4 separate regions of the Homo sapiens genome follow, and all the other regions are linked to region 1. Evidence: chromatin loops called from intact Hi-C (ENCODE). Cell type or tissue: natural killer cell. All regions are shown on one strand. Each heading gives the region's core, and the rest is flanking DNA. Links, peaks and the distances in the headings are about the cores only.

Region 1 (7,048 bases), core at 876-5,875:
CTTCCAAATGCATTTATTAGTTCTAATAGTTTTTAATTAATTCCTTGGGAATTTCTTTGTATAAGATTGTGTCATATGGAGCGGGGCACACTGGCTCATGTCTGTAATCCCAGCACTTTGGGAGCCCGAGGCGAGCGGATCACGAGGTCAGGAGTTCAAGACCAGCCTGGTCAACGTGGTGAAACCCCGTCTCTACTAAAAATACAAAAATTAGCTGGACATGGTGGTGCATGCCTGTAATCCCAGCTACTCAGGAGGCTGAGGCAGGAGAATGGCTTGAACCCAGGAGGTGGAGCTCACAATGAGCCGAGAGCATGCCACTGCACTCCAGCCTGGGCAACAGAGCAAGACTCTGTCTCAAAAAAAAAAAAAAAAAGAAAAGAAAAAACATCATGTCATATGGGAATAGAGACGGTTTCAGTTCTTTCTTTCCAATCTGAATGCCTTTTATTTTATTTTCTTGTCTAGTTGCTCTGACTAGAATTTGCAGTACTATGGTATAAAGAAGTGACTTTCTTTCTTTTTAGAGGCTGGACTCTTGCTCAGGCCTATTATCCCAACAATTTGGGAAGCTGAGGCAGGAGGATCACATAAGCCCAGGAGTTTGAGACTAGCCAGGGCAATATAGCAAGACCCTGTCTCTTGAAAAAAAATAGTAAATAAACAAAAAATATATGAGTGAAGTGTATAGTATGTCAATTGTATCCCAATAAAGCTATTGCAAAAAGGAAAAAGCAGATATTACTATAGCGTACTCTGTTTTTTTTTTGAGACGAAGTCTCACTCTGTCACCCAGGTTGGAGTGCAGTGGCGCGATCTCGGCTCACTGCAAGCTCCGCCTCCCGGGTTCACGCCATCCTCCTGCCTCAGCCTCCAGCTGGGACTATAGGCGCCTGCCACCACGCCTGGCTAATTTTTTTTTTTTTTTGTATTTTTAGTAGAGACGGGGTTTCACCATGTTAGCCAGGATGGTCTCGATCTCCTGACCTTGTGATCTGCCCGCCTCAGCCTCCCAAAGTGCTGGGATTACAGGCATGAGCCACCGCGCCCGGCCACTATATCGTACATTTTTTAATGTTTTATTTTTGTTTTTTTAGCAACAGGGTCTCGTTCTGTCACCTGGGCTGGAGTGCAGTGGTGCAGTCATAGCTCAACTGCAGCCTTCACCTCCCAGCCTCAAGCGATCCTCCTGCCTCAGCCTCCCCAGTAACTAGGAAAACAGGCCTGAGCCACCGCACTTGGCCTAAAATATTTTGTTTTTGTTTTTGTTTTTGTTTTTGAGATGGAGTCTCACTCTGTTGCCAGGCTGGAGTGCAGTGGTGTAATCCTGGCTCACTGCAACCTCCGCCTCCCAATTCAAGCGATTCTCCTGCCTCAGCCTCCTGAGTAGCTGAGATTACAGGCACGCGCCACCACACCCGGCTAATTTTTGTTTTTTAGTAGAGATGGGGTTTCACCATGTTGGCCAGGATGGTCTCGATCTCTTGACCTTGTGATCAACCCGCCTTGGCCTCCCAAAGTGATGGGATTACGGGTGTGAGCCACCACGCCCCGCTGCCTAAAATATTTTGTTTGTTTGTTGGTGAGACATCGTCTTACTCTGTTGCCCAGGCTGGAGTGCAAGGGCATGATCTCAGCTCACTGCAACCCCCACCTCCTGGGTTCAAGCAATTCTCCTGCCTCAGCCTCCCGAGTAGCTGGGATTACAGGTGCTCGCCACCACACCCAGCTAATTTTTTGTATTCTTAGTATAGACAGGGTTTCGCCATGTTGGCCAGTCTGGTCTCGAACTCCTGACCTCAGGCGATACACCCACCGCAGCTTCCTAAAGTGCTGGGATTACAGGTGTGAGCCACTGCGCCCGGCCTGGCCTACAATATTTTGATAATTTATTTCAGTATAGTTTTTTATATTTTTATTTCCTTGTATTTTATTTTGCACATTAAAAACATGCTGAGACTGGGCGCAGTGGCTCGCGCCTGTCATCCCAGCACTTTAGGAAGCTGCGGTGGGTGTATCGCCTGAGGTCAGGAGTTCGAGACCAGACTGGCCGACATGGCGAAACCCTGTCTATACTAAAAATACAAAAAATTAGCTGGGTGTGGTGGCATGCACCTGTAATCCCAGCTACTCGGGAGGCTGAGGCAGGAGAATCCCTTGAACCCGGGAGGCAGAGGTTGCAGTGAGCTGAGATCGTGCCCTTGCACTCCAGCCTGGGTGACAGAACAAGACTCCATCTTAAAAAAAGAAAAAAAAAATTATGCTGGGCCGGACGAGGTGGCTCATGCCTGTCATCGCAGCACTTTGGGAGGCTGAGGCGGGTGGATCACCTGAGGTTGGGAGTTTGAGACCAGCCTGACCAACATGGAGAAACCCTGTCTCTACTAAAAATATAAAATTAGCCGGGCCTGGTGGCAGGTGCCTGTAATCCGAGCTACTTGGGAGGCTGAGGCAGGAGAATTGCTTGACCCTGGGAGGCGGAGGTTGCTGTGAGCTGAGATTGTGTTATGGCACTGCAGGCTGGTAGACAGAGCAAGACTCTGTCTCAATAAATAAATAAATAAATAACTCTCTTGGCCAGGCGTGATGGGATGGTTCACACCTGTACTCTTAGCACTGTGGGAGGCAGAGGTTGGAGGATCACTTGAGGCCAGGAGTTTGAGACCAGCCTGGGAAACATAGTGAAACCTGTCTCTACAAAAAAATAAAAAATTAGCGGGGCGTGTTGGTGTGCGCCTGTATTTCCAGCTACCGGGAAGGCTGAGGTGGGAAGATTGCTTGAGCCCAAGAGGTCCAGGCTGGATTGAGCTGTGATCGCACCACTGCACTCAGCCTGGGCAACAGAATGAGACCCTGTCTCAAAACAAAACAAAAAAGAACTCTCGTAACTCAACAAGAAAAGCAAAACCCAGTTCATTTCCTTGTGTAATGCCTACCCCTTGAGTGTGGACCATGCCTGGTGACTGACTTCTGACACAGCAAAAGAGACGGAGTGTCACTTTCACAATCTGGTCACCAAAGACTGCAGCTGCTGCTGCTCCGCCACCTCCTGGGAGAAGCAGCTCCCCTGTTGTGAGCAGCCCTGTGCGGAGGCCCCCATGACAAGGAACTGATGTTTCTGGCCAAAAGCAACATAGGTGGGCTTAGAAGTGAATCTGCAGGAGGCTGAGGCAGGAGGATTGCTGGAGCCCAGGAGGTTGATGCTGCAGTGAGCAGTGATTGTGCCACTGCACTCCAGGCTGGACAACAGAGCGAGATCCCATCTCTTAAAAAAAAAAAAAAAAAGTGGGCGTGGTGCAGTGGCTCACACCTGTAATCCCAGCACCTAGCTAGGCCAAGGTGGGCAGATCACTTGAGGTCAGGAGTTTGAGACCAGCCCAGCCAACATGATGAAACCCCGTCTCTACCAAAAATACAAAAATTAGCCTGGTGGGATGTGACACGCCTGTAGTCCCAGCTACTCGGGAGGCTGAGGCACTAGAATCGCTTGAACTTGGGAAGCAGAGGGAACAGTGAGCTGAGACTGTTCAACTGCACTCCAGGCTGGGCAACAGGGCGAGACCCGGTCTGGAAAAAAAAACAAGTACATCCCCCCTTAGTCAAGCCTTGGGGTAACCTCAGCGTGGCTGACACCTTGACCACAGCCTGTGAGAGCCTCTGACTCAGAGGCTCCCTGCTAAGCCCCACCCAGCCTCCTGTCCACAGAATCTGGAAGATAATGAACGTGTGCTGCTTACATCATGAAGTTGTGGGGTATTTGTTATGCAGCATAGATGACTAATACAAACAGCAGCCAGGGAGGTGCAGAGTGGCATCACCTCCAACCAGAGCTGGGCTTCAGGGGCTCTGGTGGTCCATGGGGCTGTACTGCCGCTCAGAGGCCAGCGCTGGAACTGCGTCTGGGTCTCACTGCCATCCAAAGCATGGACTGCCTATCTGGTTTCACTCTTGGAGTGGCACCACTCAGAGGGCCCCAGAGCCTGACTGAGGATGAGGTGGAGTGAGGAATCAGGGCTGAGCACGGCCGTGGATTTCTGGAACATTCCTATGGATGTGCTGGATGGTCCTTGTAGAAGGTGCTCAAAAAGATACCTGCAGGGTGGGACAGCGGGGGGATCAGGACAGCTGAATTCTGTCCCAGCCCTACGACTGTTACACCCATGTAGGGAGGGCATTGCCCTACATGGAGGTCTCTCACCTGTTTTATTTTTTTAAATATTTATTTATTTATTTATTTATTTGGACGGAGTCTCGCTCTGTCGCCCAGGCTGGAGTGCAATGGCATGATCTTGGCTTATTGCGAGCTCTGCCTCCTAGGTTCAAATGATTCTCCTGCCTCAGCCTCCCCAGTAGCGGGGACTATCGGCGCCCGCCACCACATCCGGCTAATTTTTTGTATTTTTAGTAGAGACGGGGTTTCACCGTGTTAGCCAGGATGGTCTCAATCTCCTGACCTCGTAATCCGCCTGCCTCAGCCTCCCACAGTGCTGGGATGACAGGCGTGAGCCACCGTGCCCAGCCTGATATCTTATTGTTACAGGTTTCTAACTTAATTCCACTGTGGTCAGAGAACATATTCCCTTTGGGAGGCCAAGGTGGGCGGGTCATGAGGTCAGGAGTTCGAGATCAGCCCGGCCAACCAGTGAAACCCCGTCTCTACTAAAAATACAAAACTTAGCTGGGCATGGTGGCAGGCACCTGTAATCCCAGCTACTCGGGAGGCAGAGGCAGGAGAATCATTTGAACCCGGGAGGCGGAGGTTGCAGCAAGCCAAGATTGAGCCATTGCACTCCAGCCTGGGCAACAAGGGCAAAACTCCGTCTCAAAATAAATAAATAAATAAATTAATTAATGAAAGAGGACATATTCTCTACCACTTAAACTATTTTAAATTAATTGAGACTTGGTTTATGGCCCAGCATGTGATCTGTATTGGAAAACAAATTGTGTGCGCTTGAAAAAAATGTTTATTCTGGCTGAGCGCGGTGGCTCACGCCTGTAATCCCAGCACTTTGGGAGGCCGAGGCAGGTGGATCCCTTGAGGCCAGGAGTTGGAGACCAGTTTGGGCAACATGGCAAAACCCTGTCTCTACAAAAAAAATTTCTTTTTTTGAGACGGAGTCTCGCTCTGTCGCCCAGGCTGGAGTGCAGTGGCGCAATCTCGCCTCATTGCAAGCTCCGCCTCCCAGGTTCACACCATTCTCCTGCCTCAGTCTCTGGAGTAGCTGGGACTACAGGCGCCCGCCACCATGCCCGGCTAATTTTTTCTATTTTTAGTAGAGATGGGGTTTCACCGTGTTAGCCAGGATGGTCTCGATCTCCTGACCTCGTGATCTGCCTGCCTTGGCCTCCCAAAGTGCTGGGATTACAGGCGAGAGCCACCGCGCCCGGCCCAAAAAAATTTTAAAAATTAGGTGGGTGTAGTGGTGCGCGCCTGAACTCCCGTTAGAAACCATGAAGCTGTTGTTGATCCTCCCATCTTGGCCTCCCACAGTGCTGGGATTACAGGCGTGGCCACAGCCCTCGGCCCTGGACCCCATTGTTTCTAATGGGAAGTTATGCCATTCAATTGTTCCCTGGACTATAATGTGTTATCTTTCTCTGTCTGCTTTCAATATTTTCTCTATAAGTTCGTTTTCCAGCAGTTTGACTATGATGTAATTGGCTATGGTTTTCTTTGCATTGATTCTTGTTAAGCTTCACTAAGCTGCTTGAATCTGTAAATGAATGCCTTTCACCGAATTTTAGAATTTGGGGTATTTCTTCACATATTTTTTTTCTGTCTCAGTTTGTCTTCCCTGTCCTCTTGGATTTCCACGTGTACACAGGCTAGACCTCTTTCTTTTTCTTTTCTTTTTTTTTTTTTTGAGACGGAGTCTCACTCTGTCGCCCAGGCTGGAGTGCAGTGGCGGGATCTCAGCTCACTGCAAGCTCCACCTCCCCGGTTCACGCCATTCTCCTGCCTCAGCCTCCCGAGTAGCTGGGACTACAGGTGCCCACCACTGCGCCTTGCTAATTTTTTTTGTATTTTAAGTAGCGACGGGGTTTCACCATGGTCTCGATCTCCTGACCTCAGGTGATCCGCCTGCCTCAGCCTCCCAAAGTGCTGGGATTACAGGCGTGAGCCACTGTGCCCGGCTAGACCTCTTTCACCTCTGCTGAGGTCACTGCAGGGAGATCCAGGAAGAGTGGGCCCCTCCTTGTAGGAGGAGCACAGCCTCAGTCCCAGTCCCATCGGCCCGCCCAGGTACACTTCTGAGGGACACCAAGGGGAGCCTTCTCAGCAGAGAGCAACTCTTGGGCCTCCTACCCCGGCAGCCATCTCTGTCCCTGTCACCTTTGTTCCCACCCCTTGGAAGGGACAAGGACATCTGCTGTGGTTCCGCGCTCCAGTGCTGCTGGACTCACCCCAGGCTCCCTGCAGGCTGAGCGCTGTGCGGTCACTGCCCATGCCCTTCATCTTCCAGCTCACTCGCACCCACACCCAGGACAGGCATTCATTTGCTCAGACAAAATGGGGATAAATAAGAACCACTGCTGGGCGTGCTGGTGCTGGCCTGTAATCACCTGGGAGACTGAGGCAGGGGGATCCTTTGATCCCAGGAGGCCATTGCTGCAGGGAGCCACCATGTTCCCACTACACTCCAGCCTGGGCGACACAGCAAGACCCTGTCTCAATAAAAAAAAAAAAAAAGGAAAAAGAAAAACCCGTCTACTGCCATCCGCTGAACGTAAAACAACAACAAAAAGCTGGACTGAATGTAAAACAACAAAAAACTGAACTGTCATTCCCAGCACTTTGGGAGGCCGAGGCGGGCGGATCACCTGAGGTCAGGAGATCAAGACCATCCTGGCCAACATGATGAAACCCCATCTCTACTAAAAAATACAAAAATTAGCGGGGCATGATGGTGTCCACCTGTAATCCCGGCTACTCAGGAGGCTGAGGCAGGAGAATCGCTTGAACCTGGGAGGCGGAGGTTGCAGTGAGCTGAGATCGCGCCATTGCACTCCAACCTGGGGGACAAGAGTGAGACTTCGTCTCAAA
Region 2 (7,048 bases), core at 734-5,733, 100 kb before region 1:
CGCACCTGTAGTCCCAGGTCCTCAGGAGGAGGAGGTGGGAGGATGGAGTGAGCCTGAGAGGTCCAGGCTGCAGTGAGCTGTGATTGCACCACGGTACTTCAGCCCAGGTGACAGAGCAAGACAATGTCTCAAAATAAAAGAAAATGGAAAACAAAAGGTTTCTGTTCTTGGCTGGGTGTGGTGGCTTACCTCTGTAATCCGAGAATTTTGGGAGGCTGAGGTGGAAAGATTACTTAAGCCCAGGGAGTCTGGGGCTGTTGTGAGCTATGCTTGCACCTATGAATTGCCACTCACTGCACTACAGCCTGGGCAACGCAGCTAGACCTTGCCTATTTTCCTTTTTTTTTTTTAATTTTTAATTTTTAATTTTTTTTTTTTTTTTGTAGAGACAGGGTTTCACTAAGTTGCTCAGGCTGGTCCCAAAGAAACCGAGTCAGAAAGGTTAAACTTCATGGTAACAACTTTAGCTCTAGAAGATAAGCAATGCCGTCAAAAATCTTACAGGAAAATGATCCCACTCTCACAGTACAAACCAACCCAAGCTCAAGTTTATCTCCTGAGCACCTCTTTTCTCAAGAAGCTACAGGAAGATACGCTGGACAAAAACCAGAGAAAACAAATGAGAAGGAAGACGGGGCCAGGGAGCTAGAGGATCCAACCCCCGAAACAAAGGAACCCACCAGTGTGGGGAGACCTGTCCAGGACCACAGCCACGAGGCCTGGAGAACGCCCGGCACAACAGGGCAGAGAGGAGGCTCCAGAGGGGATGCTCCAGAGGAAGCTGGAGAGGCGTCTCCCAGCCCTGCCAGATGCCGGGCCACGAAGCAGGACGGGGACTAGGAAGGCAAAGCAGATAAAGACACAAAGGCAGACTCTGACGGCAGCAGAGGCCACCCGGCAGCCACACTGAGTGGCTCCCTGGGAAGGGCCTTAACCCTGCATGTTTATTTCGGTAAGAACTGGCAGGGGAGGAAGATAAAAGTGTATGTTGCCATCTTTCACAGCAGGAAGCCAACAGATCTATACGAAGCTGGAAAATGAAGAAATGGTCTTTAGGAATTGGAGTCAGACCCATCCCTCACCTTCGACTCACCTTGGGGAGCTGCCCAGACCCGGCTCTGAGAAGCCAGGCTCCTCACTGGGTCTCGCTACCTCAGAGCTAACATAGAGCAGACATCTGGGGATGGCGGCCCCTTCCAGACCTTAGTGAACACACAAGAGGCCCAGCACCAAAAGCTCTGACACGTACCCTCCCTGGTCACAAATCCAGGTCCAAATTCACAGCCCTGGAAACCCCTTTCCCAACACTCCTTCAGGATACCTTCAGCCCCAAACCATGTAAAGTAACTTGCAAGAGTTTAAAAAATACCTTGGAAAAGAACATTTTAAAATGTTTTTTAAAAAACTATGATTAATTATCCACTTCAGAACGTTTTTCAGCAGGAACCAGAGACCCACCTACCTTGCCACCTTCTTGCTGGAGAGCCGCTTTGTCGGACTGTGCAGAAAACAAAATAAACAGGAAAATTGTTAGAACAGACAGAGAGGAGCAGGAGGAAGCAGGAAACTCAGGCTGTGGAGATACGAGGTGGGCGGCCTTTCAGCAATGCTCCCGGCATGCAGGGCCCCCCAGGCAAGTCCATGCACAAATGCTCACTCAGCAAAACAGCAAGGACACGGCAGTGCTGGGGTGAGGCCGCATACGTCTCGTTACTCCAGCCCCCAAAGAGGCTTCCAGATGCAGCCACCCCAGACCACGACTGAGAGGCCAGCGCCACACCTGGTCCCACCCGCTGGCTGCACTGTCCCAATGCTTCTGAAGCCAAATTACCCCCAAACGCTTGGCCTTCGGAGGCCCCCAAGTGAAAAGTGACCCAGGCCCCGCTGTGACAGGAGAGTTTGCCGCTGGCTTCGACTCAGGCACTGATGCATCATGCTCAGAACGCCTGCCTAGGCATCAGTTTGGAAACCTTTCCCGTTGCCATTTCAGGGCAGTAAATATAGCCAATTATACATCAGCTGTCTGATTTAACCATCTGCAGTGGCACATGGGCCAAACTTACCTTCTCCCTCATTTCTGAGGTCCAAAGTTGTATTTTACAGTCTAGCTGCTGAACTATTAGCCTCAGCCTGCAGGAAGACACCCTCACCCCTGGGGCCTGGGAACCATCACGGTCCTGGAACTCACAAAGCCACGTCTCTCTTCAGCTTACCTGTCTCAAAAACACCTCTGATTTTCTTTCCAGGGTCAGGCAGAAAAGTCTACTGGAGGGGCCGGGCGTGGTGGCTCATGCCTACAATCTGAGCACTTTGGGAGGCTGAGGCGGGTGGATCTCCAGAGGTCGGGAGTTCGAGACCAGCCTGGCCAACGTGGAGAAACCCTGTCTCTACTAAAAATTCAAAAATAACCGGGAATGGTGGCGCATGCCTGTAATCCCAGCTACTCGGGAGGCTGGGACAGGAGACTCGCTTGAACCCGGGAGGCAGAGGTTGCAGTCAGCCGAGATCACGCCACTGCACTCCAGCCTGGGCAACAAAGAGTGAAACTCTGTCTCAAAGAAAAAAAGAAATCTACTGGAGGAGAATCAGCTGCTGTGCCAGGTATTAACGTAGAGCCCCTCAGCTCTAAGTCCATCCTTTTTACTTGCCCTGTAGAAACAGAGCTGGGCCCTTAGCAGGCTCTTCCTCCACAATGCTGCGTGTCATCAGCAGAGGGAGCCGAGGAGTGAACACAGCAGGAAGAGGTTTGCCTCCTGGTTCTGACCACTCTCTGCAGGGCCCTCCGACACCTGCAGTCTCCCCAGTACCTACTCCAGGGAGCATCCTGCCCACTGTAGCCAGAGCCAGGGGCTTCCCCGACCCCATTCGGGTAGCTGTTCTCTAGGGGTGCCTCTGCCAAGTGTCCTGCAACAGAATAGCTTTCCTGGCAGCCAGGAGGCAGGTTCCCCACAAGCCCTGACAGCACGGTGGTGTCCCCACCACGCCGTTTGCAGCTGGTGCAGACCTCAGCCCTGGGTGGCAGTGACTGTAGCTGGGGGGCTCTGCCCCGGCCCTGGGTGGCGGCTGCTCCTGTGCCTGCTGTCCCTACACTCTGCAGAGTTCTTTTTACTCATCCCAACCAGTGCCTCATTACTCCCATAGCCTGTGACATTCTTTTCCTTTCCCTAATGATTTTTTAAATTTTTTGTTTGTTTGTTTGCATTATCTTTTCTTAGAGGCAAGGTATGACTCTGTGGCCCAGGCTGAAGTGCAGTGGTGCAACCACAGCTCGCTGCAGCCTCGACCTCCCCGGCTCATGTGATCCTCCCACCTCTGCAGCCTCGACCTCCCCGGCTCATGTGATCCTCCCACCTCAGCAGCCTCGACCTCCCCGGCTCATGTGATCCTCCCACCTCAGCAGCCTCGACCTCCCCGGCTCATGTGATCCTCCCACCTCTGCAGCCTCGACCTCCCCGGCTCATGTGATCCTCCCACCTCTGCAGCCTCGACCTCCCAGGCTCATGTGATCCTCCCACCTCTGCAGCCTCGACCTCCCCGGCTCATGTGATCCTCCCACCTCAGCCTCCCAAAGCACTGCGATTTCAGCCCACACTCAGCCCATTCTTTGTAGTATTAAACTGTCCCTGTTCAAATTACTGTGTGGCTCTCCTTTCTCGACTGGAGACTAATAATGTATATTTTAATACAGGTTTTTTTTTTTAAGATGGAGTCTCACTGTGTCACCCAGGCTGGAGTGCAGTGGCATGATCTCGGCTCACTGCAAGTTCCACCTCCCGGGTTCACGCCATTCTCCGGCCTCAGCCTCCCGAGTAGCTGGGACTACAGGCGCCCGCCACCACGCCCGGCTAATTTTTTATATTTTTAGTAGAGATGGGGTTTCACCGTGTTAGCCAGGATGGTCTCGATCTCCTGACCTCGTGATCTGCCCACCTCAGCCTCGCAAAGTGCTGGGATTACGGGCATGAGCCACCGCACCCAGCCTTAATACAAATTTAATTTTATCTTATTATTGTTGAGACTCCCTAGAACTAATAGGACAGGACAGACTCATCGTTCAGTTTACCTACTGACCTTTCAGGGCCTGGACTGGCAGCCCAGCAACAGGATTTATAATTGAAAATACACCTCCAGGTGGCCAGGTGCGGTGGCTCACACCTGTAATCCCAGCACTTTGGGAGGCCGAGGCGGGCGGATCACGAGGTCCGGAGATTGAGACATGGTGAAACCCTGTGTCTACTAAAAATACAAAAGTTAGCCAGGTGTGGTGATGGGCGCCTGTAGTCCCAGCTACTCGGGAGGCTGAGGCAGGAGAATGGAGTGAACCCGGGAGGCAGAGGTTGCAGTGAGCCGAGATCGCACCACCGCACTCCAGCCTGGGTGACAGATCGAGACTCTGTCTCAAAAAAGAAAAAGATAATATACCTCCAGGCAGGCTGGGTGCAGTGGCTCAGCCTGTAATCCCAGCACTTTGGGGGGTCAAGGCGGGCGGATCACGAGGTCCGGAGATTGAGACATGGTGAAACCCCGTGTCTACTAAAAATACAAAAGTTAGCCAGGTGTGGTGATGGGCGCCTGTAGTCCCAGCTACTCGGGAGGCTGAGGCAGGAGAATGGAGTGAACCCGGGAGGCAGAGGTTGCAGTGAGCCGAGATCGCACCACTGCACTCCGGCCTGGGTCACAAAGCGAGACTCTGTCTCAAAAAAAAGAAAAAAGAAAATATACCTCCAGGTAAGGCACACTTCTTAGTTCCTACAAAATGAAATGTATTTAGAGGCTGCAGGGTACCTGGAAAATGCAACAGCTATTGGCCTGTTCTGAGGCGACTGGACATCGTATCTGACATCAAAGCTTCCAGAGGTGGTCTGGACTAAGTCACCTGTTGCCACCCACAAAGCATGACCAAATAAGCTTACTTTCAGGCAAGTCCATGGAAACTAAAACGCAAGATTCAGATCTCCTCCACTAAGGGTTATGGGGAGGATGTTCTGACTGGCAGTTGTGTGTCCTGATTGTGTTGAATTGAATAGCATATTAACCACTTGGTAGAGTCTTTTTTTTTTTTTTTTTTTTGGAGTCAGAGTTTGGCTCTGTTGCCCAGGCTGGAGTGCAGTGGCAGGATGTTGGCTCACCACAGCCTCCACCTCCTGGGTTCAAGTGAACCTCCCATCTCAGCCTCCCAAGTAGCTGGAACTACAGGCATGTGCCACCATGCCTGGCTAATTTTTATGTTTTTAGTAGAGACAGGGTTTCGCCATGTTGGCCAGGCTGGTCTCAAACTCCTGGCCTCAAGTGATCTGCCTGCCTCCTCAGCCTCCCAAAATGCTGAGATTACAGGCGTGAGTCACTGCGCCTGGCCCGCTTCATAGAGTCTTAGGAAAAGGGGTAGCAGAACCTGGACGTGAGGCTCCACAGGACTTGCTAGTTGTACTTAGCTACATCCTAGTCCCTTCTCTGCCCCCACAAAGCCCAGCAGAGGCGACCATGGCCATCTTGGAGCTAGTTCTCAATGTGGGAAAAAATCAGTTCTATGTCAAAAATCTTCAGAAAATGAGAGACGAGACCTGAGTCTTCAGGCTTACTTTCATGTACGGAGATGACATGCTTGCACTCAACTTATCGGTGAGTGGGAGGGCAAGTCTCTGCGTGGGAAGAACAAATGGCCCCTCCCCAAGCAGGCTGAGCCATCGTCGCCGGGCCTTGAACCCCTAGCTGAACACACACGCAGGCAGAAACTGATTTCCCCTAAAACAGAGGTTAGCGGATCTTTGGAATCCAAGATTCTGGACGGCCTCGGGTCTCCCGGGAGGGCCCTGGGCGGCCTCGGGTCTCCCGGGAGGGCCCTGGGCGGCCTCGGGTCTCCCCGGGAAGGGCCCTGGGCGGCCTCGGGTCTCCCGGGGAGGGCCCTGGGCGGCCTCGGGTCTCCCGGGGAGGGCTCTGGGCGGCCTCGGGTCTCCCGGGAAGACCCTCTTCAAAGAGCACTTCTGCTTTCTCACCAGTGCTGCCAAGACCCCCGATGCTCCAGAATGGCCATCAGTGCCGGGCCCCACCCCCATCCTCTCCACCTGAATGGGCACTGGCTGGGGGCCCTGTGCTTCACAGCATTTCACAGAACATAAGAAGAGTTAAGTGCCCTGGAAATGGAACTAGAGGCAGGACAGAAGCCTCAATAAGGCCGTGGGCAGTGAGCGCCCGCCAGCAAGGATGTGCCTCGGCAGAAGCCCCCTGGGGCAGGGACAGGGCAGGCTCAAGACAGGTAAGCAGTTTCACAGATACCTCTAAACATGCTAGAACCGTCAGGATAACTCACCTTTCTGCCACCTTTACAAACCCTCCCCACAGGCCAGGTCCCGTTCTTCAGGAAGCCGTCCCAGATTGCCAGCATGAGCCTGTATGCTCACTCACCTCTTCTGCTAGGCTAGGGCTGCTGTGGAAAGCTCCAAAGTGGCCCGTTTCTTCACCAGACCCTTCTGGAGAGCTGCCCACCCAGGGGCTTCACCGCAAGCGAAATCAACACGATGCCCAACGGGCACGTCAATATGTGCAAAGCACTCAAAACCGTCTTCTGTAACTGGGAGTTAGACATGAGGGCCAGCCACAAGAGCTCCCCTGCTGAGACACAGTGAGCTCCCTCACACGCTCACTGTGAGTATTCAAAACTCCATTTAAACTGACAATCCTGAAAGCTGTTTACATATCTGTTCTTAAAGACTAAATCTTTAACTTTCCCAATTCTGTCTCATGAGCTCAATGAAAGAAATCTTTTAGTAAAATGCAGAAAGTATCCTCTTTCACACACAGGACAGACAGCACAGCTTGCAAAGACCGATCACTTCCTCCCACCAAGACAAGCACTGGCCTGGGCTGCGCATGCAGGGGAGGAGGCAGGGCCCTGGTGGCCCCACAGCGTGCAGGGTGGGAGGCGGGGCCCCAGGGAGAGTCCCGCTGCCTGAGAGGCTCCTGGTCGCCTCGGGGCAGGCCCTCAAGGGGGCTGTGGGTATCCGGAGTCCCCCACACCCTGGGAACAGACAGCAAGGCCAGGCGCTGGTCA
Region 3 (7,048 bases), core at 1,358-6,357, 270 kb before region 1:
CAGCGAGCGCGCCATGCAGTCGCATTCCTCCTCCCAAAACCGCTGCACGCTGATTGGGGGGAAATGCAGACGTGTCATTATGCAGGTGCCACTGACAGCTGGGACTGCTGGACTGGCAGAAAGGAGACACAGCTGCCACTCACCAGTGAGAAGAAGCAATACAGCCTGGCACCAAATGTGAACTTTAAGTGCAAGTGGGAACACGATGCACTTCATTAAAAAAAAATCAGTTCAGCCGGGCGCGGTGGCTCATGCCTGTAATCCCAGCCCTTTGGGAGGCCAAGGTGGGCGGATCACGGGGTCAGGAGTTCGAGACCATCCTGGCTAACACGGTGAAACCCCGACTCTACTAAAAATACAAAAAATTAGTCGGGCGTGGTGGCGGGTGCCTGTAGTCCCAGCTACTTGGGAGGCTGAGACAGGAGAATGGTGTGAACCCGGGAGGCGGAGCTTGCAGTGAGCCAAGATCATGCCACTGCACTCCAGCCTGGGCGACAAGAAACTCCGTCTCAAAAAAAAAAAAAAAATTCAGTTCAGCTGAGCAATGAGGGACTGCAGGGACTCAGACCAGGACAGCTCAGTCCATCTCCCCGGGAGGGCCCTGGGCCCTACAAGGAAACGGCAAAGTCCAGGCCCAGGCAGAACCGCCCAGGCAGAACCACACAGGCGGGGCCCAGAATTCCTCGCACTTCCACATCACAGGAAGGCCACCAGTGACCACGGGCTCAGGTCACGGTCTCAGGACCCGAATTTCCCAGCCCTGGTGGATGGACACACACATGATCTATCCGTACAATGGAACAGTATTTGGCCATCAAGAGGGATGACTGGCTTGGCACACACAGCGGCTGGGATGACCCTGGAAACCATGCTCAGGGTGAGAAGCCAGGTGAGCCAGTTCCTACAGAATATCCTGAATGGGAAGACCCAGACACAGAAAGCCACTCAACGGTCGCCAGGGGCTGGGGAGGCGGGAAGCAGGGAGCGACCGAGGAACAGGCACGCACGGGGTTTCCTCTAGGCACGCACGGGGTTTCCAAAGCTGCTGAATATGCCAAAAGCCACCCCCTGAAACACACGGAGCTTGTGCTGTGACGACTACACCTCAGCAAACCTGCTTCCAGAAAAGTAAACAACCCTCACCTGTCTCAAACTCAACTTTCTTTGCTGGCTATCGTCATCTCCAAATACTAAAGACAGGTTTCTAAAGAAACAACCCAGGGGCAACTGGATGATGGGACTCAGCATCAAGGAAAAATCAATCCCGTGGGGCCCAGCTGACCACACGCAGAGCTCTTACACCCACAGGAGGAAGCCCATGGCCACAGCTGCTAGACCAACGCCACGCCAGGAACCTGGTCCAGCAGGGGAAGGAATGGCACCTGTCCTGCCGCCCCAATTCCGCCCAGGAGGCCACCTCTCCTAAGGCTGCAGCTGGCGGGTGAGGGGGCGACACGGTGGCTGTCCCAACCCCATGAGGCCACAGAGCTTCCAGACCAGGAGGTCCCAGAGAGATGAGTGCTGTGTACTTCTTGGAGACGCAGCTCCAGCACCAGGAGGCTGCAGGCCAGAGCTGGGCCTTACAGGACTAGACCCAACACCAACCAGAACCTGAACAGACCTGACCCAGAGAGAGCAGAACTTGACCCAGTAGCTACCTGGGCCTCCTGACCTCTTGAGCCTCAGAGAACAATCCCATGAGACTGAGTCAGCAAAGCCAGTCTATGGGAGGTGCAGGGACAGACGATGTGGGGTTTTTCATCTTTTTTTTTTCCTTTGAGATGGAGTCTCTGTCGCCCAGGCTGGAGTGCAGTGGTGCAATCTTGGTTCACTGCAACCTCTGCCTCCTGGGTTCAAGCGATTCTCTTGTCTCAGCCTCCAGAGTAGCTGGGATTACAGGTATACATCAAGAGGCCCGGCTAATTTTTGTATTTTCAGTAGAGATGGGATTTCGCCATGTTGACCAGGCTGGTCTCGAACTCCTGACCTCAGGTGATCCACCTGCCTTGGCCTCCCAGAGTGCTGGGATCACAGGCATGAACCACCACGCCCGGACTGATGTGATTTCTTTGACAATTACAAAAAACAAAAAACAAACAAACAAAAAAACGCAAAGCAATAGCAGGGAAAGGACAGTTTGAGAAGACCTGCAAGGCCTGCCAGGCGGCTCGCTTGTGCAGACACAACCGGGACGGCTTTGAGGGGACGTGCACACCCAAGACTTCCCCGCTGGGAACCCCAAGGCGGCCGCTGCGAGCCAGTGACGGCAGGACTTGGAATCATCTGGGCTGGTGGAGATGGAGCCGGCAGGCAGGGAGGGCACCAGGTTCGGCTGCCCCGCCTCTGCCCAGGCTGGAAGTCCCTCACCTTGCTCCTGTGGCCACTGATGAGACGTGTGCTGGTGCCCTCGGCCCAGCTGACAAACCACAGCGTGCCCGCCGTGGTGCCCACGACGCCCATGTCCACGCTGTCATCGAAGCTGGCACTCACCACAGCCCCGTCCAGCACCAGCTCGTGTTCCATGAACACAGAACTGGACCTCAGGGTGCAGGGAAGGAGAGAACAATGGGTCTCAAGGCCGATGACAAGAGCCAGCTGGGTCCCCAGCCGAGGCAGGGCCCTCAGCATTGCATCTCAGGACCTGGCTGTGCCCTCCCGGTGGAAGAAGAGAAAGCCCATGGAGCTGGGGCTTCTGGGCCCATGCCCGTACTCGACAGCAGCCAGTGAGGCCCAGGCCACACCCAAGCCTGTCCCTTGGAGGGGCTAGCAGGCGGCCGGTCTGCAGGGCGGCCTTTGCGGGGGCGGGGCACTGGCTGCAAGCCCCAGTCAGGGACACCAACACCCACGTGCAGCCAAAACACGTAGGGGTGAACAGCTCACCTGGCGCCTGAGCCCTTGCACCTCAGCTCCGACACAGCCCCCACGGCCCACAGGCGCAGCCGCCCCGTGCTGCTGCCGCTGACCAATCGAGAACCCGAGAACAGCAACAGCCCTAGGGGCAGGAGGAGCCATAAGGGGCCACGGCTGCCTTCCCAGAGGCCCTGGGTCACAAGGCTGCCCGGACGCCAGGGCTACAGATGAGGCCTCTGCCCCAGCTCTGAGGATCCCAGGTAGGGGTCCTGAGGGCCACAGGGCTTCTGCGGGGCACTCACCAATGCCACCGTCATCCGCCTCCCAGGACAAGAAGCAGCGGCCGGCACGCGTGTCCCAGACACAGACCTGGCCAGAGCTGGTGCCACAATAGAGCAGGGGAGGTGCCCCGTAGCAGAGCGAGGTCAGCTCTCCAGCCCCCACTGCCTCTGGGACTGGCTCTCGACGCACCTGGCAAAGTATGAGAGTGGCCATGGGTCAGCAGTGTCCCGGGGCCCAGGCAGATTCCACCCCACAAAACAACCCCTGGGCCCAAACGCTGAACGGGTGGCACCTGAAGGCTGATGTCTGCCCCACGCTGCTGAAGGAGCCAGAAGGTGACAGTGCCCTGGCCCACACAGGTGAGCTCGCCGGCGTCCCAGGGGTTGAAGGCCACACCATGCACCGGCTCCGGGAGGCGGGTGGAGGACACGAGGTCATAGGTGGCCGTGCCCCACAGGGCGAGGGTGCGGCCATCGTGGTCCCCTGGGAAGGACACAGAGCAGCCACGTCAGGTGCACAGATGCAGCCCCCCCCGGGGTCTAGGGAAGCCCCTGGCCTCCACCCTCCCTCCCACTGACCCAGTGTGACAAGAAGCCTGTCATCTGGTGAGAAGGCCAGGGCCAGCACGGTGGTGCTATGGGGGAAAATGAGATGCTGGCAGAGGCCGCCAGACACGTCCCAGACGCGGATCTGACAATGGGCGGTCGTGCTGCTTCGGCCCGAGGCAGAGGCCAGGACCTGGCAGGCAAGAGGCCAGGCGTGAGTGGGGAGGCCGTGGCTGGCTGGAGTGGAGGCTGGGGTGGCCGTCTGCTCCGTCTTTGGTGGTGAGAACCCGCACCGGTCCGGGAGCTGGGTTCTGCCGGGCACGGTGGCCCTGGGAGAGGAGGAGGGCGATGCAGGCGGGCACCTGGGCACTGTGGCTGAGGGCCAGCGTGGAGATCTCCGCAGAGTGGCCGGACCAGTGCTGCTGGGCGCCAGAGTGCAGGTCCTCCACCACCACCAGGCGGCCGCACGTGTAGGCAAAGAAGCCTGTGCGCAGAGAGGGCGGGGCCTGAGGCCGGGCCGGGGGGGGGGGGGGGCGGGGAGGGGCCTGGGGAGGGGCCGAACAGGGGGCGGGGCCTGGGCCGAGCCGTGGGGCGGGGCCAAGGGGTTAGCATCGTCCCAGCTGCGCCCTCCCCAGCGTCCAGTAGCCAAAGTGCTTCACAGGACCTCGGCTGGAGCGCCAGGAGGCGCTACCGGGAGAACAGAGCCCCACACTGATGGCTGGCGCTCATTTGCCACCAGGTCCTGGCCTTGGGGTGGAGACGGCTGGACCACGCGCGGCCGCATCTTGGCTGGGGGTGGGGGTAGGCTCTTGGCCCCCACCTGTGTCCGGCCTCCAGACCATGTTGGCCCGCCCATTCCCGCTGTAACCGACGACAGCCTTCAGACGCAGCCACCCACCGCTGGCGGGAGGCGGGCAAGTGCCCTGCGAGGAAGGAGACCCGGATGCTGCTGGGGCCCAGCATGGCCACCTGTGCCCCAAAGCCTGCACATGGGAGGCTGTGTTGGGGCACACCCAGGCCAGCTGCAGAGGACACCCAGGGGCAGACGGGGAAGCTGGGGTAGGAGGTGTGGGAGCTGTGGGCACTGTGCCAGGGCCAGGAGGGGCACAGGCCCGTGGGGCTCTCATCAAGGGCAGCTGCTGGGTGAGAGGGGAAGGCAGGTCAGCAGGAGGCCACCACAGAGTCCCGTCTGGAGGCCAGCGGAGGGCAGGGGTGGGGGTGTGGGATGAAGTTGCCTCCAGGGGACAGGCGCCCAAGGGCCAGAGCCATCACCTTTGGCGACCAAAAGCAACCCTGAGGAGGTGCTGGGGAGCCCTGCGGGGGGCCTCTGTGCTTGCTGGGGATAAAGAGGGCTCCCAGAAACCACTCCCCACCTTGGCAGAGTGGGGGCTGCAGCTGACCCTGGCAGGCGTGAAGGCCTTGCAGGAAGCCAGGTAGGTGGTGCGTGGGGCCCCCGAATTCCTGGTGTCCCTGGCGCCTGGCAGGGAGGAGGCAGAGCTTGTGGCATTACACTGCCCTGAGCTCTTCAGAGACCCCACACTACACGCAGTCTCCCCACAAGCCCCTGGTCTACCACACAGTGAGAACTGCACGGCGGGGCACAGGCCGGAGCCACAGACGCAGGCAAACCGTGTCCCACTGCAGGTGACCTTGCCTCGTCACACGGGGGACTCACCGACCGTCCTCAGGCCCCTGCACCGGCACCAGCGTCCCTGCCCTGCCCTCCACTGCTCACGGGGTTGGCCGGGGGAACGGGGAGGCAGGGCAAGCCCCCAGGAGCCCACTGCCGCAGCCCAGGCCCCGTCTCCAGCCCTGCCAGCCTCCTCCTCCGTGAGCACAGGTGGGCCTGAGGCCTGCCCAAGCCCCTCGGGGTCACAGCTCTCCTCACAGGGTCCTTCCTCATCTGACGGGGACAAGGTGCCTGGGGCCAAGGGGGAGAGGAAAAGCTGCCCCCATCCCGACCCCACCGTGTTCCACCTGATGAGGCTAAGGAGGAGAGGAAAAGCTGCCCCCACCCCGACCCCACTGTGTTCCACCTGATGAGCAGCGATGGCACCTGCACCCCAGAGCTGGACGTGCGTGAGTACCTGCTGCCACTGGGCCTGTGCCCTCTCAGACCCCCGAATCCCCCCACTCCTCCAGGACCCCTGCTGCTCACCATCGCCACCTTCGGGAGGCCTGGCACAGACGCCCAGCCGTGGTGGAGATGCCTGACATGGCTTGGGGACCTGCTGCCGGGGGAGCTCGCTGGCCCTGGACGCTGCGTCCTCCAGCGGTCCTGCGCCCGGGCCTGGGGAAGAAGCAGCCCTGTGATGTTTGGGAAGGAAGAGGAAGGGCCACTAGGCAGACACAGGACGGGCCCCAGAGTCAGCGCAGCACCTGCACCCCAGCTGAGCACAGCCACTCACCTGTCTTGCAGGCTGGGGGGGCCCCGGGGAAGCTTTGGTCGCTGGAGAGGGAGGAGAGAGGGTTTCAGGAGGGCCTGGGGGGCCTAGGCAGACACAGCTGAGAGTAGGCACTTGCCTCTCAGTAGGGGCCAGGACATCCCAGAGGAAGACGGCGTCCCCTGCGCTGAGGACCTGCTGCTGGTCAGGAGAGAAGGCCACAGCCTGCACGGGTTCCGAGTGGCCGATGTACACCTAGGGGTAGCGGCGTCACATGCAGGACCCCGAGGCGGGGCATGGATGCTGCCGTGTGCCCAGTCCCCAGGGACGGTGAGCCCCACACAGTGTGAGGCCCCGGAGGCACAGAGGATCCTTGGGGGGTCACTCTCACCCCTCACCTTCTGCTCTCCCTGCCCCCACCCACACCTGCAGGGGTCTCCAGGGCCACCTGAGGAGGCTCCTGACCGCCAAAGCCACCTGCCTCCCCACGCACACACCTGGGGGCCTGGGCTGGCCTGTGTGGCGTAGTCCCACACCTTGATGGTCCGGCCGGCGGCAATCAGCAGGAAGCGGGCGTCCTCACTGAGCGTCAAGGAGGGGCAGGGCTCAGGGTGGACACCGGGCAGCTGGAACACAGTGCTCTTGGGAAATGCCGTGTCTCAGGAGAGTGGCCAGCAGCCTGGGGCCTCCCTTCGTTGTGGGTGTGGCGACGGCCCCCCACCCAGCTGGAGAGGCTGCAGGCACAGAGGCCAGGCCTGGACAGCACAGGGAGGGCCAGGTCGGCGGGCCACAGCCCTGAGGCTCACCTCCCGGATGATGCGGCCCGACACAGCATCCAGCACCACGACTCTGTTGGACGAGGTGGACACCAGCAGGTGGCCCAGAGCTGCAGGGCCAAAGCACACAGCCATGGCTGAGTCCAGGCGGCTGCTGGCCAGGTCCAGAGTGCCGATGTCAACTCGCAGCAGCTGGGGGTAGTGGTAAGTG
Region 4 (7,048 bases), core at 986-5,985, 220 kb before region 1:
CACACGTCTCCTAGAGACTGATCTCTAGACTCTACAAATAACTCCAACTCAACAACAGAAAACCAAACGTCCCAATTTTAGGATGGACGGATGGTCTCCCTCGGGTCCTCGTTTCCAAGACAAGAAGGAACAATGGTTGTGCCAAAAGGGCCACGGCTGTGAGCAGCCCATGACTGCAGGAGCTGCACCCAATGTGTACCCAGGGACAACGCCATTAAGCAGTTCATCAGGATGCGGTAGAGTTAGGCAGTTCACTATCGGGACGAGGTAAAGTTTGGCAGTTCACCATCGGGATGCGGCTGAGTTAGCAGTTCACCACTGGGACGAGGTAGAGTTTGGCAGTTCACCGTCGGGACGAGGTAGAGTTTGGCAGTTCACCGTCGGGATGCGGCAGAGTTAGCAGTTCACCATCAGGATGTGGTAGAGTTAGGCAGTTCACCATTGGGACGAGGTAGAGTTAGGCAGTTCACCATCGGGACGAGGTAAAGTTTGGCAGTTCACCATCGGGATACGGCAGAGTTAGCAGTTCACCATCGGGATGTGGTAGAGTTAGGCAGTTCACCATCGGGATGCGGTAGAGTTAGGCAGTTCACCATCGGGACGAGGTTTAGGCAGTTCACCATCGGGACGAGGTAAAGTTTGGCAGTTCACCATCGGGATGCGGCAGAGTTAGCAGTTCACCATCGGGATGTGGTAGAGTTAGGCAGTTCACCATCGGGATGCGGTAGAGTTAGGCAGTTCACCATCGGGACGAGGTTTAGGCAGTTCACCATCGGGACGAGGTAAAGTTTGGCAGTTCACCATCGGGATGCGGCAGAGTTAGCAGTTCACCATCGGGATGTGGCAGAGTTAGCAGTTCACCATCGGGATGTGGTAGAGTTAGGCAGTTCACCATCGGGACGAGGTAGAGTTAGGCAGTTCACCATCGGGATGCGGCAGAGTTAGCAGTTCACCATAGGGATGCGGTAGAGTTCGGCAGTTCACCATCGGGATGCGGTAGTTAGCAGTTCACCATCGGGATGCGGTAGAGTTTGGCAGTTCACCATCGGGATGCGGTAGAGTTCGGCAGTTCACCATCGGGATACGGCAGAGTTAGCAGTTCACCATCGGGACGCGGTAGAGTTAGGCAGTTCACCATCTGGATGCAGTAGAGGCCGCAGCCTTGCAGACATTTTGGAAGCATCTGCGCCGACTGTGTGCTTCCCGAGCTGCGTGTGAAGCTGCGTCACTGCCCCAGTGGTGCCCTTCACAGCAAGCCAGTCAGGAATCCTGCTCCTCAAGTCCAGGGCTATGCACGTCACCCAAGTCTAGACCTGGGTGCTGCCCACGACCCCCACCAAGGCCCCAAGACCATGCATTCCACCTGGGTCTAGACCTGGGTGTTGCCCACGACTCCCACTAAGACCCACATAAGGAGCTGAGTCCTTAAGGACTAAAGACAAACTATCCTCTGGGGAAAAAAATACGGAAATTATACTTTAAAAAAAGGGCAAAGGACTTGAATAGACATTTCCCCAAAGAAGAAAAACCGACGACCAAGAAGCAGTGAAAAGGCATTCCACATCATCGTTCAGCAGAGAAACCCATCCAAGCCACCACCGCACCACGATCCAGCCTCGCAGAAAAGGGCAACTGGCAGCAAGTGCCAGCCGGCGTGCAGAAGCCAGGCCCTCCATCCGCTGAGTGTGCTGCGTGCTGCTGCACTGTGCTCTTGATTCTACCGGCCAGGGCGGCAGTCCTGCTCTTGATTCTACAGGCGAGGGCGGCAGTCCCTGCTCTTCAATCTAAAGACGAGGGCAGCTGTCCCCTGCTCTTGATTCTACAGGCGAGGGCGGCTGTCCCTGCTCTTGATTCTACAAGCAAGGGCAGCTGTCCCTGCTCTTGATGCTACAGGCCAGGGCGGCTGTCCCTGCTCTTGATGCTACAGGCCAGGGCGGCTGTCCCTGCTGATTCTACAGGTGAGGGCGGCTGTCCCTGCTCTTGATTCTACAGGCCAGGGCGGCTGTCCCTGCTCTTGATTCTACAGGCCAGGGCGGCTGTCCCTTGCTCTTGATTCTACAGGCCAGGGCGGCTGTCCCTTGCTCTTGATGCTACAGGCCAGGGCGGCTGTCCCTGCTCTTGATTCTACAGGCAAAGGCGGCTGTCCCTTGCTCTTGATTCTACAGGCCAGGGCGGCTGTCCCTGCTCTTGATTCTACAGGCCAGGGCGGCTGTCCCGTGCTCTTGATTCTACAGGCCAGGGCGGCTGTCCCGTGCTCTTGATTCTACAGGCCAGGGCGGCTGTCCCTGCTCTTGATTCTACAGGCGAAGGCGGCTGTCCCTTGCTCTTGATTCTACAGGCCAGGGCGGCTGTCCCTGCTCTTGATTCTACAGGCCAGGGCGGCTGTCCCTGCTCTTGATTCTACAGGCCAGGGCGGCTGTCCCTGCTCTTGATTCTACAGGCCAGGGCGGCTGTCCCTTGCTCTTGATGCTACAGGCCAGGGCAGCTGTCCCTGCTCTTGATTCTACAGGCAAAGGCGGCTGTCCCTTGCTCTTGATTCTACAGGCCAGGGCGGCTGTCCCTGCTCTTGATTCTACAGGCCAGGGCGGCTGTCCCGTGCTCTTGATTCTACAGGCCAGGGCGGCTGTCCCGTGCTCTTGATTCTACAGGCCAGGGCGGCTGTCCCGTGCTCTTGATTCTACAGGCCAGGGCGGCTGTCCCTGCTCTTGATTCTACAGGCGAAGGCGGCTGTCCCTTGCTCTTGATTCTACAGGCCAGGGCGGCTGTCCCTGCTCTTGAATCTACAGGCCAGGGCGGCTGTCCCTGCTCTTGATTCTACAGGCCAGGGCGGCTGTCCCTGCTCTTGATTCTACAGGCCAGGGCGGCTGTCCCTGCTCTTGATTCTACAGGCCAGGGCGGCTGTCCCTGCTCTTGATTCTACAGGCCAGGGCGGCTGTCCCTGCTCTTGATTCTACAGGCCAGGGCGGCTGTCCCTGCTCTTGATTCTACAGGCCAGGGCGGCTGTCCCTGCTCTTGATTCTACAGGCCAGGGCGGCTGTCCCTGCTCTTGATTCTACAGGCCAGGGCGGCTGTCCCTTGCTCTTGATGCTACAGGCCAGGGCGGCTGTCCCTGCTCTTGATTCTACAGGCAAAGGCGGCTGTCCCTTGCTCTTGATTCTACAGGCCAGGGCGGCTGTCCCTTGCTCTTGATTCTACAGGCCAGGGCGGCTGTCCCTGCTCTTGATTCTACAGGCCAGGGCGGCTGTCCCGTGCTCTTGATTCTACAGGCCAGGGCGGCTGTCCCGTGCTCTTGATTCTACAGGCCAGGGCGGCTGTCCCTGCTCTTGATTCTACAGGCGAAGGCGGCTGTCCCTTGCTCTTGATTCTACAGGCCAGGGCGGCTGTCCCTGCTCTTGAATCTACAGGCCAGGGCGGCTGTCCCTGCTCTTGATTCTACAGGCCAGGGCGGCTGTCCCTGCTCTTGATTCTACAGGCCAGGGCGGCTGTCTCTGCTCTTGATTCTACAGGCCAGGGCGGCTGTCCCTGCTCTTGATTCTACAGGCCAGGGCGGCTGTCCCGTGCACACTCACAAGTGAAACAACACTCTTCAGGGAGGCACCGCGCTCAGGCCGTCAACACCCTTCCCGCACCTCCCTCCTCCGGTGGTTCTGTCAAGCAGGGACACAGGGACGGAGGGGCCTTGGTCATTTTGGTCCTGGCTGTTGAAGCCCCCATGAGGCTGACCTGAGAGGCCAAAGTTGGACACCACGATTGCCACAAAGGCCATAGCTGCTTCTCCTTGACGGTCACCTCGACGTGCCAATGTGGCCAAGCAGGCAGGCGCCAGCAACACCCACAAGACAGATGCTGATGGCCCGGGGACTCCCCTAGGCCACCCCTAGATGGCGCCATGGCCCAGGGCCACCAGGAGCCATGGCTGCTGCAAAAGGAACGGGGATGCCGGGAAAAGCCTGGGGACCACGTCACCCACCCACAGAGCCGGGGCCTCTAGAGCACCTTGCTCTTGAATCAGAGGCTGCTCTGGGATGCTCCTCCCGCTGGACGTCTGCGTCCCACCCATCCTGCAGGCTCCGCACCCGGTTGCCCACGGTGCGCGTCAGAACAGGATTCTCAGCAACAGTGAAGAGGAAAAGTGTAAGAAGACTATGAAACAACGTCCCCATGGATACCATTTAGACACAAACAGCGGCCTGTTCTCTAAGCACAGTCAGCCGAGTGTCTTGTTCCCAGCAAGCCACAGCCACTGACCACATGGAGCCCTCTGACCACACAGGGCCCCAGGATGTCACTCTGGAAAAGGTCTGGACTCTCAGAGGGACAGGTGTCAGGATCCTGGGGAGGGGGCCCTTGGCCTGGAAGGTCTCAATTATCCAGGCAGGGTCAGGGCAAGCAGGTGACGGGGTGGGGCAGGGCGGGGTAGAGGGAGGAGCTCCTGGAGGCACAGAGCAGTGACCCAGGAGAGGCCTGGAGCCCGCGCTGGGGGACGGCGCAGGGGCAGGGGCAGTGGGCTCCGGCTGCAGAGCTCAACACTACCCCATAAGGGGGTCCCTAGGCATCAGCTGTGACATATTCTCTTGGTGTGCTGTTCATTTTTACCTCCTGTTGAAATGTCTTTTCAAAAATAAGCTAAGCTAATACCCGGCTCAGTGAAAAGGCAAGGGCGCCAGTGAAGGTCAGCTGCTCCGTGCAGGCCCACTGAGGCCTCACGCAGCACCAGCAACTCCTGCCACCCTTCCCCCTGCTCTCCTCCTCATCTGCTGGGTGCCACAGGCCTTGCTCACCACCTCAGGTTTACTGTTCCCAATAACCCTCTTGTTCATCTAGCCCCAGCCAGGCGCTGCCTCTCAGCCGACCTGAACACAACCCCATGAGACACACGGCACTGTCCTGGTCAGAGCCGCTCCACAGGACAGGCGCTCTGACCTCAGGGGACAGAGGCAGGGAGGTCAGAACACCTGTCCTGCCACCAGAGCAAAGCCACCGGCGCCTCGGCTGCTGGTTCTGTCTACCGCACAGGGTGCCGCTTCCCCACCAGCTACAGGAGACCAAGTCTCAGCAAGCGGACTCCCAGCTGGGCTGGTATGAGGCTACATCTGGCCCTGGCCTGGCACCCGAGCCACCAGGCTGGTGCCGTTCACATCCCCACCCTCCCGTGGGACCCATTCTGTTTCCTAAAACCTTTTAAGGCATGGTCTTTGACCACATTGCTCTGGGTGGTCTTTTTCGTACTCTGTGGCCCTTGCAGTCTGGAGACACATCCTGACGTGCCTCAGCTCCCCCCTCCAGGCACACAGCTCCCGCCCTCCATCCTGAGCCGCGCCAGCCAGGGTGACCTCTGCAGGGACTGCCCAGTTGTTTTTTAATCTCTTTTTGTTCTATTTTCTGGGAGATGTCCTCAACTTTCTTTTCTAGCCCTTCTATGGCTTTTTTAAAATGTGCTGCTTATTTATAATTTCTAAAAGCTCCTTCCGGTGCTCTGAGCGTTCCCCTCTGGCAGCGTCTGGCTCTTCATTCGTGGATGCGGTATCTCTGATGACGCCAATGGTAAGATGTCCTTCCCTGAGCTCTTTTCCTGCCTGTCTGGGTCTTTCCTCACATTCTGGTGACCCTCAAGGACAGACCCTAGCCAGGAAGCTGGTGACTCTGGCTTCTAAGTTGGGGCTCTCGGCGGCGTCTCGTGGCCGCTTCTTTTGGGCTGACGGTTATCCTGCCATCATCCTGCCACGGGCTCCCATCTGCATATCAGGAGGCCCTGAGTTCCCAGGCAAGGAGGGGCTTGCTCAGGCCACCCTGTCCCCTGCCACCCTGTCCCCCACCATCCCCAGTGGTGTCTGCTGTCCACGACTCAATTTTCCCAGAGAATAAACCTCCTGTGCTCCCTGCTGGGAACCACACCAGGCACTGCCCTGACCTCCCCTTCCCCTCACATGGCATTCCAAGCAGATCGCATGGCCCCTCACCCAGCCGTGGCAGCACCGCTGTTCCCAAACCATCAAACCTCTCTCACCTATCAGTCCACGTTTTTATTTTTATTTTTTGAGAAGGTGTCTCGTTCTGTCACCCAGGCTGGAGTGCAGTGGTGAGGCCAAGGCTCACTGCAGCCTCCAACTCCTAGGCTCACGTGCTCCTCATAGCTCAGCCTCCTGAGTAGCTGGGACTACAGGTGTGCACCACCACACCTGGCTAATTTTGTATCTTTTGTACAGTCAGGGGTCTCGCTGTGTTGCCCAGGCTGGTCTTGAGCTCCTGAGCTCAAGCAATCTGCCCACCTTGACCTCCCAAAGTGCTGGGATGACAGGTATGAGCCGCCACACAATTGTAGCACAATCTTGGCTCATGGCAACCTCCACCTTCTGGGTTCAAGTGATTCTTGTGCCTCTGCCTCCCAAGGAGTGGGGACTACAGGTGCCCGCCACCATGCCCAGCTAATTTTTTTTGCATTTTTTGTAGAGATGGGGTTTCACCATGTTGGCTAGGCTTGTCTTGAACTCCTGACCTCAAGTGATCTGCCTGCCTCGGCCTCCTAAAGTGCTGGGATTACAGGCGTGAGCCACCATGGCCAGCCGAGTTTCATTCTTTTCAGGATGGTAAAGGGAATGCCACAACCATTTGTCTAGAAGGGGCCTGGGTCTGATGGCGCTGAGGGCCACAGATTGGCAGCCTGAAGCCAGCATCCTGGGCCTCCCAGGTTTGGCACAGCACCTAGCCCTTCAGGATCAAAAAAGGACAGAGGACGAGGTGGGAGCTAAGCAGGCTCAGGAGTGATAAGATTTGGCTGTGTCCCCGCCCAAATCTCACCTTGACTAATCCCCACAGGTTGAGGGCGGGGCCAGATGGAGATAATTAAATCATGGGGGTGGTTCCCCCCTGCTGTTTTTGTGCGGGTGAGTGAGTTCTCCCGACACCTGATGGTTTTAGGAGGGGCTTCCCCCTTCACTCAGCACTCATTCTCTCTGGAGCTGCCCTGTGTGAGGTACCTTCCGCCATGACTGTAAATTTCCTGAGGCCTCTGCAGCCATGCGGAACTGTGAGTCAATTAAACCTCTTT

What was found. A loop is a pair of places that touch in the nucleus more often than their neighbours do. Peaks named below come from ENCODE experiments on the same cell type or tissue, not always from the same donor. Only the 100,000 strongest peaks of a DNase experiment are listed, where the experiment ranks them.
Region 2: it touches region 1 in a loop (4-fold over the local background); 34 of 110 quality-filtered maps call a loop at or near these places.
Region 3: it touches region 1 in a loop (6-fold over the local background); 18 of 110 quality-filtered maps call a loop at or near these places.
Region 4: a loop joins it to region 1, with 6 times the contacts of the local background. A loop is called at or near these places in 3 of 110 quality-filtered maps.

What each region holds. Positions count from the first base shown.
Region 1 is chr16:388,811-395,858 of GRCh38, reverse strand. It overlaps LOC100134368 (a long non-coding RNA gene), which reads right to left. Exons shown (of 3, transcript NR_024453.2): 3 at 2,899-4,092. Among named protein-coding and RNA genes, the nearest start is that of NME4, 4.9 kb to the left of the region's middle. RefSeq lists a silencer at 5,198-5,375. In natural killer cell, for the core only: CTCF peaks have their summits at 3,012 (motif pointing left) and 3,879; DNase peaks (open chromatin) are centred at 3,008 and 3,778; H3K27ac peaks cover 1,358 bases.
Region 2 is chr16:491,274-498,321 of GRCh38, reverse strand. RAB11FIP3 (RAB11 family interacting protein 3) reads right to left here. Exons shown (of 14, transcript NM_014700.4): 6 at 1,463-1,498. It overlaps LOC107987417 (a long non-coding RNA gene), which reads left to right and starts at 4,782. Exons shown (of 3, transcript XR_007064933.1): 1 at 4,782-5,753; 2 at 5,997-6,253; 3 at 6,340-6,949. RefSeq lists enhancers at 2,783-3,360, 3,361-3,939, 5,398-6,019. In natural killer cell, for the core only: no CTCF peak of the experiment used is centred there; a DNase peak (open chromatin) is centred at 2,731.
Region 3 is chr16:658,164-665,211 of GRCh38, reverse strand. It overlaps WDR90 (WD repeat domain 90), which reads right to left. Exons shown (of 41, transcript NM_145294.5): 22 at 6,868-7,029; 23 at 6,559-6,687; 24 at 6,201-6,316; 25 at 6,086-6,126; 26 at 5,836-5,967; 27 at 5,051-5,154; 28 at 4,498-4,600; 29 at 4,040-4,161; 30 at 3,711-3,870; 31 at 3,425-3,615; 32 at 3,153-3,321; 33 at 2,881-2,992; 34 at 2,368-2,533. Among named protein-coding and RNA genes, the nearest start is that of RHOT2, 6.4 kb to the left of the region's middle. RefSeq lists an enhancer at 4,936-5,826. In natural killer cell, for the core only: CTCF peaks have their summits at 3,899 and 4,099; a DNase peak (open chromatin) is centred at 4,201; H3K4me3 peaks cover 298 bases; H3K27ac peaks cover 961 bases.
Region 4 is chr16:608,105-615,152 of GRCh38, reverse strand. All of the region lies in intron 1 of RAB40C (RAB40C, member RAS oncogene family), which reads right to left. It overlaps LOC124903618 (a long non-coding RNA gene), which reads left to right. Exons shown (of 2, transcript XR_007064934.1): 1 at 1-4,299; 2 at 5,463-7,048. Among named protein-coding and RNA genes, the nearest start is that of WFIKKN1, 19 kb to the left of the region's middle. RefSeq lists an enhancer at 3,757-3,886 and a silencer at 7,033-7,048. In natural killer cell, for the core only: CTCF peaks have their summits at 3,677 and 3,876 (motif pointing right); a DNase peak (open chromatin) is centred at 3,882.